Regions from separate parts of the Homo sapiens genome. Here region 1 is linked to region 2. Evidence: chromatin contacts called from ENCODE Hi-C data. All regions are on one chromosome and are shown on one strand. Each heading gives the region's core, a stretch centred on a gene start or an enhancer-like site at or near the end of the contact. The rest is flanking DNA. Distances are from core to core; before and after follow the strand shown. Region 1 holds the start of IL3 (interleukin 3). Region 2 overlaps PDLIM4 (PDZ and LIM domain 4).

The links. A loop is a pair of places that touch in the nucleus more often than their neighbours do. Pooled maps may share reads with other maps.
Region 1: a map with no recorded cell type shows a loop between it and region 2 (2.4-fold over the local background). The contact joins the promoter of IL3 here to the enhancer-like site in region 2. A Hi-C loop is called at or near these places in 5 of 168 maps with a recorded cell type or tissue (CD4-positive, alpha-beta memory T cell, HCT116, MCF 10A and 2 more), 7 of 37 single-sample maps with no recorded cell type and 15 of 50 pooled maps.

What each region holds. Positions count from the first base shown.
Region 1 is chr5:132,058,751-132,064,806 of GRCh38, forward strand. IL3 (interleukin 3) reads left to right here and starts at 1,905. Exons shown (of 5, transcript NM_000588.4): 1 at 1,905-2,118; 2 at 2,217-2,258; 3 at 3,562-3,651; 4 at 3,776-3,817; 5 at 3,919-4,454. The coding sequence starts at 1,957. The coding sequence ends at 4,041. It overlaps LOC105379174 (a long non-coding RNA gene), which reads right to left and starts at 3,962. Exons shown (of 5, transcript XR_001742531.2): 1 at 3,890-3,962; 2 at 2,721-2,858. RefSeq lists an insulator at 5,230-6,056.
Region 2 is chr5:132,264,585-132,271,531 of GRCh38, forward strand. It overlaps PDLIM4 (PDZ and LIM domain 4), which reads left to right. Exons shown (of 7, transcript NM_003687.4): 3 at 1,880-1,961; 4 at 6,331-6,509; 5 at 6,719-6,882. Among named protein-coding and RNA genes, the nearest start is that of PDLIM4, 10 kb to the left of the region's middle. RefSeq lists enhancers at 553-1,827, 1,334-1,834, 3,688-4,231, 4,243-4,322, 4,413-4,522 and 1 more. Within about 2 kb of position 1,272, at least 21 of the 41 ENCODE cell types and tissues checked have a DNase peak (open chromatin) inside an H3K27ac peak, as active enhancers do; they include endothelial cell of umbilical vein, where a contact is called at or near this core.

The DNA of each region.
Region 1 (6,056 bases), core at 655-3,154, 210 kb before region 2:
CCCTACCGGAGCTAAGATTGCTGAGGTAGTTAGATCAGAGCCCCTCAAATGCACTGAATCACTGAGGATCTTATCAAAATGCGATTTTTGATTCAGAAAGTCTGGGCTGGGGCCTGAGGGTTGACACCGCTAACAAGCTCCCGGGCAGGGCTGACCTGCAGGTCTGGGACCACAGGAAGGGTAGCAAGACTGGAAATCTGTCTCCTCACAAGACTGAGCTGCTAGTGGAGGTTACCATGTCTGTTTTATTCACAGCAAGTGCTTTGTAGACGTCTGTTGAATGAATTGTGCCTACGGAGTACGCAAGCTGGTGCTAAGGCTCCCCTCTGTGTGTTGAGTTGTGCCTGTCAGACTCCACTCCGGGTCCAGAACCTAGGGCTCTTCCTGGTCCAGGGCCCAGCCTGGGGCTGAGCCAGGAGGGCATATCAGCTACAGAAATCATCCTCACAGCATGGCCTTGAGTCACAGCCTCTTCACCTGCCTCCCCACAGCCACATCCTGGTCCTTGTCTTCACCTGATCTGCTTATGCTCAGAAGCCCAAAGCACCCAAATTCCGCTGCCTCAGCATAACCTCCTATCCCGCATCCCCCACACTGATCACAACACACCGCACCATGACCCAGACCCTGGCCTTTCCTTACTGCTCTCCTCTCCCTCCCACCCGGGGCCAGTCATCTTGAAGAAGTCTTCCACATGCCCCTGTCACACTCATCCCTTTACCAAAAGCCCCTACCCCATGGGGTGGGTCAGGCAGGCCCCAAGACAGGCCCGTATCAGGAGGACCCCTCTTCTCTCAGGGGCTGCCCTCTGGGATAACCACCCCCGCCCTTCTGGGTTTCCTGCTTCCTATCTGGCTGCAGTTTCTCAGGTCCCTTGTGGATTTCCCCATGGTCTGTCCCCACTCACATCCCCTCTCTGCAAACCTTGCCTACTGGGCCTGCACCTGGCAAATCCATGCTCAGCACAGACGGGGATCAAGACCTCTCAATACAACTGTCTCCTGCCAATCCCTGCCCCAGCAGCCTGAGGCCCAGTCTGAAACCAGGGAGTTGCTCTCCTTTCTCCTCCCTTGACCTCACCCCTCAGACCATGCCAATTCTGCCTCCTAAACCTCCCAGGCCAGCCCCTCCCCCAGCTCCCAGTGACAGTGTCCTCAGGTACCTGAGCTCAGCTCTCGGTGCTACCAGAGGGACTGCCAGGGGCTGCAGCCGGGCCTCCTGCAGAGGCTGAGTCCCACACGCAGGGAACAGCCATGCCACTGCTAGCAGACCAGTAAGAGAATGGCCACCTGGGGCCTGAGCGCCCTCGGCCATCCACCAGAAACAAAGTGTCAAGGAGAAGCTGCCCGAAGCCCATGGGACAAACCACTGGGGACTGGAACACCAGTAATTCTGTATTGGGAAGCGGCACCAAGAGATGTGCTTCTCAGAGCCTGAGGCTGAACGTGGATGTTTAGCAGCGTGACCGGCTACCAGACAAACTCTCATCTGTTCCAGTGGCCTCCTGGCCACCCACCAGGACCAAGCAGGGCGGGCAGCAGAGGGCCAGGGTAGTCCAGGTGATGGCAGATGAGATCCCACTGGGCAGGAGGCCTCAGTGAGCTGAGTCAGGCTTCCCCTTCCTGCCACAGGGGTCCTCTCACCTGCTGCCATGCTTCCCATCTCTCATCCTCCTTGACAAGATGAAGTGATACCGTTTAAGTAATCTTTTTTCTTGTTTCACTGATCTTGAGTACTAGAAAGTCATGGATGAATAATTACGTCTGTGGTTTTCTATGGAGGTTCCATGTCAGATAAAGATCCTTCCGACGCCTGCCCCACACCACCACCTCCCCCCGCCTTGCCCGGGGTTGTGGGCACCTTGCTGCTGCACATATAAGGCGGGAGGCTGTTGCCAACTCTTCAGAGCCCCACGAAGGACCAGAACAAGACAGAGTGCCTCCTGCCGATCCAAACATGAGCCGCCTGCCCGTCCTGCTCCTGCTCCAACTCCTGGTCCGCCCCGGACTCCAAGCTCCCATGACCCAGACAACGCCCTTGAAGACAAGCTGGGTTAACTGCTCTAACATGATCGATGAAATTATAACACACTTAAAGCAGCCACCTTTGCCTTTGCTGGTGAGTAGCTTGGATAAGACTGGCCTGCAGCAGTGAGGGGTGGTGGCTGCCTAAGGCCAAAAGGCCTCATGGGCCTTTCTCTCCCTTCACCCCCACAGGACTTCAACAACCTCAATGGGGAAGACCAAGACATTCTGATGGTAAGAGCTCAGCCCGTGGATCCCGATCCACTTCCTGCCTGGGTGACTTCAGCCATGTCATTCCATCTTACCTAGCCTTGCTTTCTTCATCTGTAAAATAGGGTTAATAGCACCTATCTCAGTGGGATTGTTATGACAATCAAATGGCACAATGTGCATGTTCTGGCCCAGCATCTGGCACTTAAGAGTTCAATACATGGCCACAGCCATGGCTATAATAATGAAAATGACTTTTAAATTAGAAAATGAAAAGGCAGTTCTAGGTGAGGAATACCAAGGGCCTTAAGGTCAGTGTTTGGTAGGGCAGACTCTGGACTGACAGACAGAAATTTCCCCCTCAGATGTGCCAGCTTCTTTTTCCCTTAAAAAATTGAGTTTGTGTTTTCCACCCTCATTGGCTGTGGCATTATCATTTACAGTTATTTTTCATGGTTCCAGTTGGTTGCAGTTGTTCTGTCTCACCTTTGCATGACATTTCTTGGGTCAAACAAGAAGTGGAAGCCTTTGCTGAGTTCCTGGGCCATCTGTGTTTGGGGCACTCACAGCTCACATGCTGCACCCATTTCCATGCTGGGGTCTCTGTGATTTTCTTCTTGATTTCTAGGAGACTTTAATTCAGTCAGGGCATGAACACTGTTATCAGCCTCTGAGCTACAAATACTTCCCTTGGAAAACCCCCTGTCTTTTGTAGAGCTTCTTTTTGGAGATATTTTTTCCCCCAAGTGCAGAAAGATCCACCTAGGTACCCCCTCCCCACCCATTTTTTTTTTTTTTTTTGAGACAAGAGTCTCACTCTGTTGCCCAGGCTGGAGTGCAGTGGCACGATCTCAGCTCACTGCTACCTCTGCCTCCTGAGTTCAAGCAATTCTCCTGTCTCAGCCTCCCAAGTAGCTAGGATTACAGGCATGCACCACCACTCCCATTTTTGTATTTTTAGTAGAGACGGGGTTTCACCATATTGGTCAGGCTGGTCTTGAACTCGACCTCAGGTTATCTGCCTGCCTCGGCCTCCCAAAGTGCTGGGATTACAGGCTTGAGCCACTGCGCCCAGCCCACCTAGGCCCTTTATGTAGCTCAAATGGAGCCAGAGACTGGGGGCTTGAGGAAACCAGGTCCTGCCTGCCACTCACTTCTAGGCCTGTGCCCTTGGGCAGGGACCCACCTGAGGCAAGAACGGGACTAGGAGGGAACCCGAGGATGTCCCCAACAGTGGGCTTGGGAAACTGTGGGGGTGACTTCCACCTGCTTGTGGGAGGGATACTCTGTAACCTTTCCCCCTTAAGTGTATTCTCTGCCCCGTTAGGAAAATAACCTTCGAAGGCCAAACCTGGAGGCATTCAACAGGGCTGTCAAGAGTTTACAGAACGCATCAGCAATTGAGAGCATTCTTAAAGTATGTGAAGCTGTTGAGGGTTTGGGATCCCTGTGTTGGCCCTGCCCTGCCTCTGGGGAGGAGAGCAGGGCCCACTCCCTTTCCAAGGGAATCTCTGACCATCTGCTTTGGTCTCTTTCCACAGAATCTCCTGCCATGTCTGCCCCTGGCCACGGCCGCACCCACGGTAAGCTGTCCCCCAAGATGCCCGTCATGGCTTGCTCCTCAGCTGGTCATCACCATTACAGCCTGGACTCACCTAATGCCACCTTCTTGGTTTCTTTATAGCGACATCCAATCCATATCAAGGACGGTGACTGGAATGAATTCCGGAGGAAACTGACGTTCTATCTGAAAACCCTTGAGAATGCGCAGGCTCAACAGACGACTTTGAGCCTCGCGATCTTTTGAGTCCAACGTCCAGCTCGTTCTCTGGGCCTTCTCACCACAGAGCCTCGGGACATCAAAAACAGCAGAACTTCTGAAACCTCTGGGTCATCTCTCACACATTCCAGGACCAGAAGCATTTCACCTTTTCCTGCGGCATCAGATGAATTGTTAATTATCTAATTTCTGAAATGTGCAGCTCCCATTTGGCCTTGTGCGGTTGTGTTCTCATTTTTATCCCATTGAGACTATTTATTTATGTATGTATGTATTTATTTATTTATTGCCTGGAGTGTGAACTGTATTTATTTTAGCAGAGGAGCCATGTCCTGCTGCTTCTGCAAAAAACTCAGAGTGGGGTGGGGAGCATGTTCATTTGTACCTCGAGTTTTAAACTGGTTCCTAGGGATGTGTGAGAATAAACTAGACTCTGAACAACTGCTTTGTTACCAGTGTCTCAATTTGACTTGGGACTTAGTGACCATTTTAAGGGAGACTGGTGTGCCACAAATCCTGGGTGGCTTGATCCTGCCACGTGGATGCTGTCTGGGTGAGCTTGTTCTCACACTGCCCTCCTGCCACCCCCATTTCCAGAAAGGTGATGATAACCCTAGCAATCTTGAAAATCCACAGAACTGCTACCAGGTACCAGGAGCCGTTCTGAGCATTTTACCTATGCTATCTAACTTATTCCTCACCCCAACCAAGAGTATGTTTTCTCCGTTTCATGGGAAACTGAAGTTCGGCCTGGTTGAGCAACTGCCTAAGCTGATAGTGGCCCAGCTGGGGCTTGAATTCAGGTCCCTGTGGTCTGGAGCATGCTAATCCTGTGGCATGTCTCCCCCTAGTGGTCCTTCCAGAAACTGCAGCCGCCGCCCCTGCTCCTCCCAGGGCCAACATCAGGGATCAACATCCCCTGACCCCCTCAAGGCAGCAGGTTCTGCTGACACAAGCCACCCAATTCTTCATTCCATTCCTTTAAAACCCTCCAAGCCTGGAGTCTCCACCCCTGCCTAAGCCCCCAGCCTCTCCTGCCTGATGATTTAGCAGCCACCCTGTAGGCCTCCCGGCCAGCCCTGGAACCCACACCCTGACGATCTGTGCTCTACTGGGGAGCCAGATGGAGTTTTAGAAAATGCAAATCTGACCATGTGGATCTATACTGAATCCCCCAGTCCTCGGGGTCTTCTGGACCTTGTCCATATCCTTAGGACAACGTATAAGGCTCACCTCCATCTGTTGCTTCTGTTTCCCCCATGGCTACCACCCTAATCAATGCTCCAGCCAACAGGAGTGCTGGGACTTCCTAGACAGCCTTCCATGAAGCCTCTCTTCATGCCCTGGAGCTTCTATCCACATTGTCACCTCAGTCTGGCATGCCCTTACTTGGCTTGATGAGTTCCTATTCCATGGACCAACTCAAACTCTGCCCACCTCTGGACTGTCCACACCATCCCAGGATGGGGCCCTCCTCCGAAATAGGTGGGTACACAGGGACCCACTGGAGGGACAGCCACTGTGGCACGGAGGTGGTGCAGACCAGCCTGGAGGCAGAAGGCAGGAGGCTGGGACATCCCGAGTGTGGCTTCAGTCTACCACCTGGCCCTTTAGCCCTGAGTGCCCCCCTCTAACTCCCCTGCACACCACCCTGTGGCCCTACTCAGTCTGCCAGTGGAAGGAGGGGCAGAGGGGCCTTCCTCTGTCACCACGTAAGCAGCAATAGCATCCTCTCTGATTCCTCTCAAGTCCCAGAAAAGCGTCAGAGGCTGACACCAGGTGCAGGGGTCCTGTCCCCCTTTTTCCTGTTTTCCACCTTGATCCATCCCTCCCTTGAGGTTATGAATAAGGAACAGCCCGGCTGCTTGAATGGGACTGGAGATGATGGAAGATTTATCTGCTACAGGCTCAGAACTCTATTTCCCTAAATTCTTCCCCCTAAAAAATCGTTATGTTCCCACAGAAGAACTCTCTTTTCCCCCTCCCCCCACCTCTCCCCAGCCTGGCTCACTGAGGGCATTGCCTGGGGACCAGGGGATGTC
Region 2 (6,947 bases), core at 22-2,521:
AGCCCCCTCACACATGCAGACTCTGGGGGATCAAGACATGAGGGCCACCTTGACTTTCTGAGCCAACATTTCTTCTCCTGGACACTTGCCCACCTGCAAGCTTTCTGACTCTGCTCCCTATCTTGCCTGCTATGCCAGGACCTATGCCTGGCCCCCAACGACACTCCTCCCCGCCCCCACCACACACACCCACACAGCAAGGGCTCTGCAGTAAATCAGCCTGTTGAGCTGGCTGGAGTGAGCTACCCTGTGCTCTCACTCCCAGGGTTCTACCCCAGACCAGCTTCCCTATCTGCCCTCTTGTGTACAGAGAGCTCTAATCCCCCCACCAACTCCCCCACAGAATGAAAAGTGTATCAAAGGCCCAGCTTCCCCACTGGGCTTCTTTTGCTTTGAGCCCAAAGCCAGGCATCCAACAATCCAAGCAAAATCACACTTCCTGGGCATGTTCTATAGGTCCAGGACCTTTCTGACATCAACTCCAACACTGAGGCCACTGATAGAGTCCCTGTTGTCCATCACATGTGGCCCAAGGTACCTTTGCACAGCCTACCCTTTGCCTGTCATTTTGTTTAAAGAGCCCAGCCTGGGATGGGGGTTGACACATGATTAAGCCCTTCATTCTGATCTGATGCATTGGGCCACATTAATGGCTCTGGGTACTTTGTGCCCTTCGACCTTAGACGTCAGGCTTGTACTGCTCTTCTGGGCAGAACTTCAGGGAAGTTGAAGGCCAAATAGCCACACAAGATGTCCCAGCTTTATCCCAGAGGAGTTCTGAGTAGATAGAGGCCACAGTTAGAGCTGTGAGTTAGGGTACCCACTTGGGAGCCTGGTTGAGGGGGCTAGAGACAGGGACTATGGGGCTGGTGTTGCCCTGGGGCAGCAGAGCTCTAATACCAAAGGCCTGGAGTAGAGAGGTAGCCTCCAAGGGACTAAGGAATGGGCAGAGGCGAGGAAGTGCAGAGTGAGTATGGACCATAGGCATAGATAGATTATTAAAACCCTCAACTGAAGGGGGCAGAAGAGGCAGGGGCAAGCTGCTAGGTCAGTAATGAGACCTTGAGAAGCCTCAGGAGGCTTCGTGGGGTGAGTTGGAGGGCATTATTCCCCTTTGGTCTAACCAGCCTCACCTCATACCCACCTGCCAGTCCAGGGTCCATGCCCCTTCCTGGCCTGCCTTCTCACAGGGCTACTGAGTGACAGGGCTGGGCCTTAGGCACGTAGCCTCTCGGCCTGCCTGCCCTGCTTATGGCAGGTTTATGATGTTTTTCTCCCTCCTGAGTGGTGTTTGGCTTTTGGTTTCTATGGCGAAGCAGGAATTTCCTAATGGCCTGTTTCCCATCTGGGCTGGGCAGACTCAGTGATGACTCTGCCGGCAGCAGCAGCAGGAGGAAAGACACACCCCTCAGAGCCTCCATTCCACCTACCCCAGAGCCGACGGACGCCTGACCCCACACCCCACCAGAGGCTGTAGATGCCCAGAGGATGCGTGGATAGGCTTCTAGCTGGTCAATGTGTGAGGCCTGGCTTGCAGTGCTATAAGCTGGGCCTCTTTGAGCTGAGCTTCTGTAGGCCACGAAGAGGGTGGAAGATTAGGGAAGACACAGGGCTTCTCCTGCAGCCTCTCCAGGAACCAGACTAGAGAGGGATTGGGCAGCCGATGGGGACAGAAGCATATAGCCCTACCCCAGGAGGATGGCAGCTAGAGTTGTGGCTCATTGCCACAACAGTCACCATTGTGGTACAGGGGAAAGCACTGGAGTGGTGTTCTTCTACCTGCAGGGCACAGCCCAGAGCCCAGCCCCTCTTGATCCTGGCTCCCAGGCATGGTGGGCGTGGTAGGAGACATATCTGACCATCACAATTTCTGCCACAGGCCTGAGGGTAGGAGCTGGCCCAGTGCCCCTGATGACAGCAAGGCTCAGGCACACAGGATCCACATCGATCCTGAGATCCAGGTATGTACAGACACTGCCTGGCCTGGCCTGGCTCAGAGTGAGCCCAGGGCAGAGGGGCCAGCATGCAGGTTCACCTGCACTGAATGTCCTCACTGGGGCTCTCAGATACCCAAGACAGAGACTGAAGCAGAAGTTTTCTCTGGACCACATCCATACCCCATCCCATGTTCCTCAGATGATGAGCACCTGGTGTGGGCTCTGTCTCTACTCCGGGCAATCCTGGATTCTGGACCAAGGTGCCTATGATGTCCAGGATCTGGGCTAGGCCTTGGTTTGCGGCTATCACACAGCCAGCTGGAGTTCACTCTGGTGCTCAGTGATGCCAGACCAGAAAGAAGTCACTGTGCTTGCAGCGGGGGAGATTGGTGGCAGTCTCAGGCTGTGGAGTGACCTCAGGCTATGGGACACTCCTCTGAGTGCCCTATCCAAGCCTGAAGTTCTCTCCTGGCCATCCTGTGGTGCTTCTAGCAGAACTTAGGCTGCAGGCCTGTCTGCCCAGTCACCTTTCTGTGTGTGATAGAAGTCATATCTCTGGTCCTGTCCTCAAGAAGAGTGAGGGGGTCAGGCTATTCTAGGGCCTTGTTTTGCCATGGCATAAGGAGTAGCCAAGTGGGGATGACTGAGGTATCCAGAGCCATCTCTGGGCCACAGAGTTTGGGCAAGGAGACTGGGATGGTCTGTGATGGAGCCAGAACCATGGGACCCAGCATGTGGGACCATTGCCTCCTGGGCCTGCCTTTGTCCACCCTCTCAACATGAAAGAAAAGGGGCCAAGGCAGGGAGAGGCTTCACTGAACCAGAGGGAAGGATGTGCCCCAGCTTCTCCCTCACTATCTACCCCAATCCCATCTTGCTCTATTCCCTACCCTGCCTGGCTGGCATCCCTGGAGCCAGATGCTTACCACCTTCCAGGCAGTGCCCATTCTGGCAGGGGAAAGGCACTTAGAAGTTCTGGGCTAGGGGAAGCCAGGGGCCAAAGGAGCCCAGAGTAGTCACATGACTCAGACAAGGAGTCAAGGAGTGCTTCCTGGAGGAAGGGGTATTGAAGCCAAGACCTGAAGGGCTAGGAATGGTAAGGCAGGCAAAGGGGTATAGGGAGAGGAAGTGTGGCCCAGAGGTGAGGTCTTGCACCACAAGTTCAGAGAAAAGAAAGGTCCAGGGGAAGGGAGGACAAGATGGAAGGAGTGAGAGGACAGAGGTGAGAGATGAGGTGGTGGAGCAGGGCCACAGAAAGGCTCTTGGGCTTCTCTATCCTGGACCTCAGCTGTTCTTACAGGGATTCATGGCCACATCTGTGTCTCAGAAACTTGCTCTGATGGCCCCATGGACCCCAGACCTTAGGGGTAGGGGTACATGTTGCCATAGACAAATGAGCCAGGTTTGCCACAGGCCAGGCAGAGGGGAGCAGCAGGGTGTGGGCCTCAAGCTCATGCATGAGGCCCAGCCTCCCTCAGAGGTAGCAGTGCCAGGATGACGTGGTGGGGAGGGGGTTCAGTCTTCCAGGAGAGGCTCAGGGCCGGTGGGCCTGGGAGGCTGGCGACTGTAGAGCAGCTCCCCCTGCCCCCACACTTGTTCTCATTGACTCCCTTGAAGACCAGGCTGCCAGTGGCTCAGACTGGAGAAGGAGGGAGTTTCCACAAGCACCAGGGCAGCCCCTCAGCTGCTGCCCCACTTTTGTACTTAAAAGGTCATGGGCTCCATGGGTGGTGACAAAAACACCCCCACCCCACCCCTGCAGGGCTGAGTCCTTGCTAACACAGACACAGGGCCCATTGTCCCCATGCTGCTCCCACCCTCTGCCTGAGTGGGGGTGTTGGGGAGGGGGTGGAGCTAGCTGGAGCCATCGAGGAGGAGGAAACCACAGTTGGCCCTAGGACCAGCACAAGGTGCCCTGGCACACATCCCCGAGTGGGATGGGACAGGGCCAGCTGGAACTTCAGGCCCACCTTCCCTGTGGGGCGATAGGAGAACCTCCTTCTCTCAGGCCTCTTGTGGGAACACAGGAGGCACTTGGCCTAGCCCAGGGTGGAGGAAGGATAGTAACTTATTACTATCCTTCTGGGTTAGTAGGGTTTTCTGGAAGGAGTGGCAATTATGCTCAGAACCAGGTGATGGGGAGAAGCAAGTCAGGTGGAGCAGGCAGTCCTTGCACACTCAGCCTGTCCTCCCCAGACCAGCAGAGAGCTAGAACTGAGCCTCTAGGAGATGGCACCTGCTCATCTGGACTCAGCGCCTGCCTCCATCCAAGTTGAGTGTCCCAAAGCAGGTAGTTACCCCCATCCTGCTGAAAAATCCACTGAGGCTTCAACAACCAAGTGGGCAGCAGGCTGGTTCTCAGAGCAGAGGAGCATATGGTACGAGGTGTACCACCCACAGAGGGGGAAAATACAGGACTGGGGGCCCAGGAATTCCCCTGACAGCCATTCATCCAACAAGTATGTGCTTTATGCCAGGCACTATGCAATTGTCTTATTTCATCTCCACAAGGAACCTGATGTGGAAAGCATCACATTCCCCAGCTCATAGATAAAGAAACAGGTTCAGAGAGGTGAAGAGACTTGCCCAGTTAGGGGATAACCCTGGGACTCAAACTAAAACTGAGGTAGCCATGTGTGTCCTAGCCACAGAGTTCAGGCCTAGAGAGGCAGCTGCATGGGTGACCGTGGGAGGGGCAGTGGCTCTGATGGCCCTGCAGTGGACCCCTGCACCCTGCTGGGTAGGGGTGAGTGAGGGCCTCCTTCCTCCCAGTCCCAGTCCCTCCAACTCCTCCCTCCCACCAAAGCCTCTGCCCGGAGGCTGAGCCCCACCCCCACTGGCCACAGCCCATCTGGTCCCCATTAGAGGTCAGCCCTGCCTGCATGCTTGCCCGACAGACACACGTGTGAGAGCGCTCACGTTTCTCAGGGGCTTTTGTTGGGCCTGATGTGGATAGGGGTTTTCCTGTTGCTGCTGCATTGATGGGGGCCACCTGGGCAGCAAGACCCTCCTGTTTGTCTGTTGGGGTGGGGGAAATGGAGGGGGGCCCACCCAACTGCTGGTCTGCCTGTTCCCCAGGTTCCCACCCTACAAAAAGCAGGGGGTACTCAGGGCAGAACCCCACAGGCTCAACTATGCCTCAGAGCTTCCTAAGTCCAAACCAGGGTTCTTCCCACTACGATAGGCATCCTTTCCTGTCCACACTGGGCTCTCTGACCACACTGTAGAGCAGAGGAGGTTTACACGTCACTCCCAGGCTGAGGCTAAGACCTACCCCATGGCCTGGCCTCAGACATCATCCTAAAATCAGGCTGCTCTGGCTACTAGCCCAGTCTCAGCTATGGAGGCCACTATGGCCATTCCCAGGGTGACCAGTGCTGGCTCCAAGTCTCTGTAACCATGCGCATGTAGTTAGTTGTATGTAGGGAGATTGGTAGGTGCATATGTGTTGTCCTTATGTGTGTGTGTGTGTCTTTAAAGCATAATTGTGAGAGTGTGCATGCCCCTGTTTACATTGCTGTGGGGTGCTTGTGTGCACTTGCAAGCTGGGAACTGCACAGCTCTGGACTCTGCAGGGACAAAGATCCCCAGTCCCCACTCAGACCCCCACACACAGAGATACTGCCCTCTCCTCATGGCTGAGGGGGCAGGTTCAGGACACTCCCACCCAAAATGTTTCAGCCATGGGCACCAGGCTGGCTGTGGGGTAGTGGGGCAGAGAGCCTTGAGCCCTAGCCTGGTCTCTGCCCCTCATCTGCTGTGCCTGCAGAAGGCTACTCATTGTGGCCTGGAAAGCAGGAAATGGGGGACAGGTGTAGGCCCAGAAGGGGCTGACCTCACAATGGCACTCTTGAGCCTCAGCCTGCCCAAAGGGCCTTGGACACATGACAGTCAAGGACCCTTTCTGACTGTAGGACAGGAGTTACGTTTTTTGAGTTCCCAGCCATGGGCCTACCCAGTACCCACCACAGTTCAGGAAGGTGAGAAGGCTTGGCACCAGGGCCACCTCTGCCAGGAGGCCACATACTCTGCTGTAGCCACACAGACCTTAGGCTTCTTGGGATAGGCCTGCCCCAGTACTGTCCCTTCCTGAGTGGTGGTGGGCAGAACCACTGCAGGGCTCACAAGCCCAGGCTGAGTCTCAGCTGCCCAGGTTTTTGTGTCTGACTTTCCAAGGACGTTTCTCATTTCTGCAGGGGCATAACCAGTCCCCAGGCCCAGCCCTTCCCCAGAAATCCCTTCCCTGGCTGAGCACCACAGGCCAGAGATGCCGAAGCAGAGGAAGCCAACTGACATCCACCACCTGGCACAGCACAGCAGGGTGGGGGTGGGGTGAACAAGGAATGGCTGGAGGCCAGAGGGTCTCCCAGTGCCTTAGGCCTCTCTCTAATAGGACGGCAGCCCAACAACCAGCAGGCGGCCCTCAGGCACCGGGACTGGGCCAGAAGATGGCAGACCAAGCCTGGGATCTCCATATGGACAACCCCCTCGCTTTCCAGTCCCTCACAATGGCAGCAGCGAGGCCACCCTGCCAGCCCAGATGAGCACCCTGCATGTGTCTCCACCCCCCAGGTAGCACAGAGATGCCTTCGGTGCCATGCCCAGAACCCATCTTAACCCTTGATCCCTCAAATCTCACCCAGTCCCACTCTGACCCCTGACACTTGATCCTTGGGTCTTAGCTGGTTGCATTCTGACTCATAAGCCTTACCAGACCCCAAGTCCACAGGGTGAAGGCTGGAACTGCATCCCTTCCTCCTCTATTTCTTTCTCCCTCCCAGCGCTGACCCAGCCAGAGGCCTCCCGCGGAGCCGGGACTGCAGAGTCGACCTGGGCTCCGAGGTGTACAGGATGCTGCGGGAGCCAGCCGAGCCCGTGGCCGCGGAGCCCAAGCAGTCAGGCTCCTTCCGCTACTTGCAGGGCATGCTAGAGGCCGGCGAGGGCGGTAAGACGCCTGCCACCTGTCCCCATCTGCCTTCCCACTCCCTGCAGTGCCCAGGTTGCCCCCTA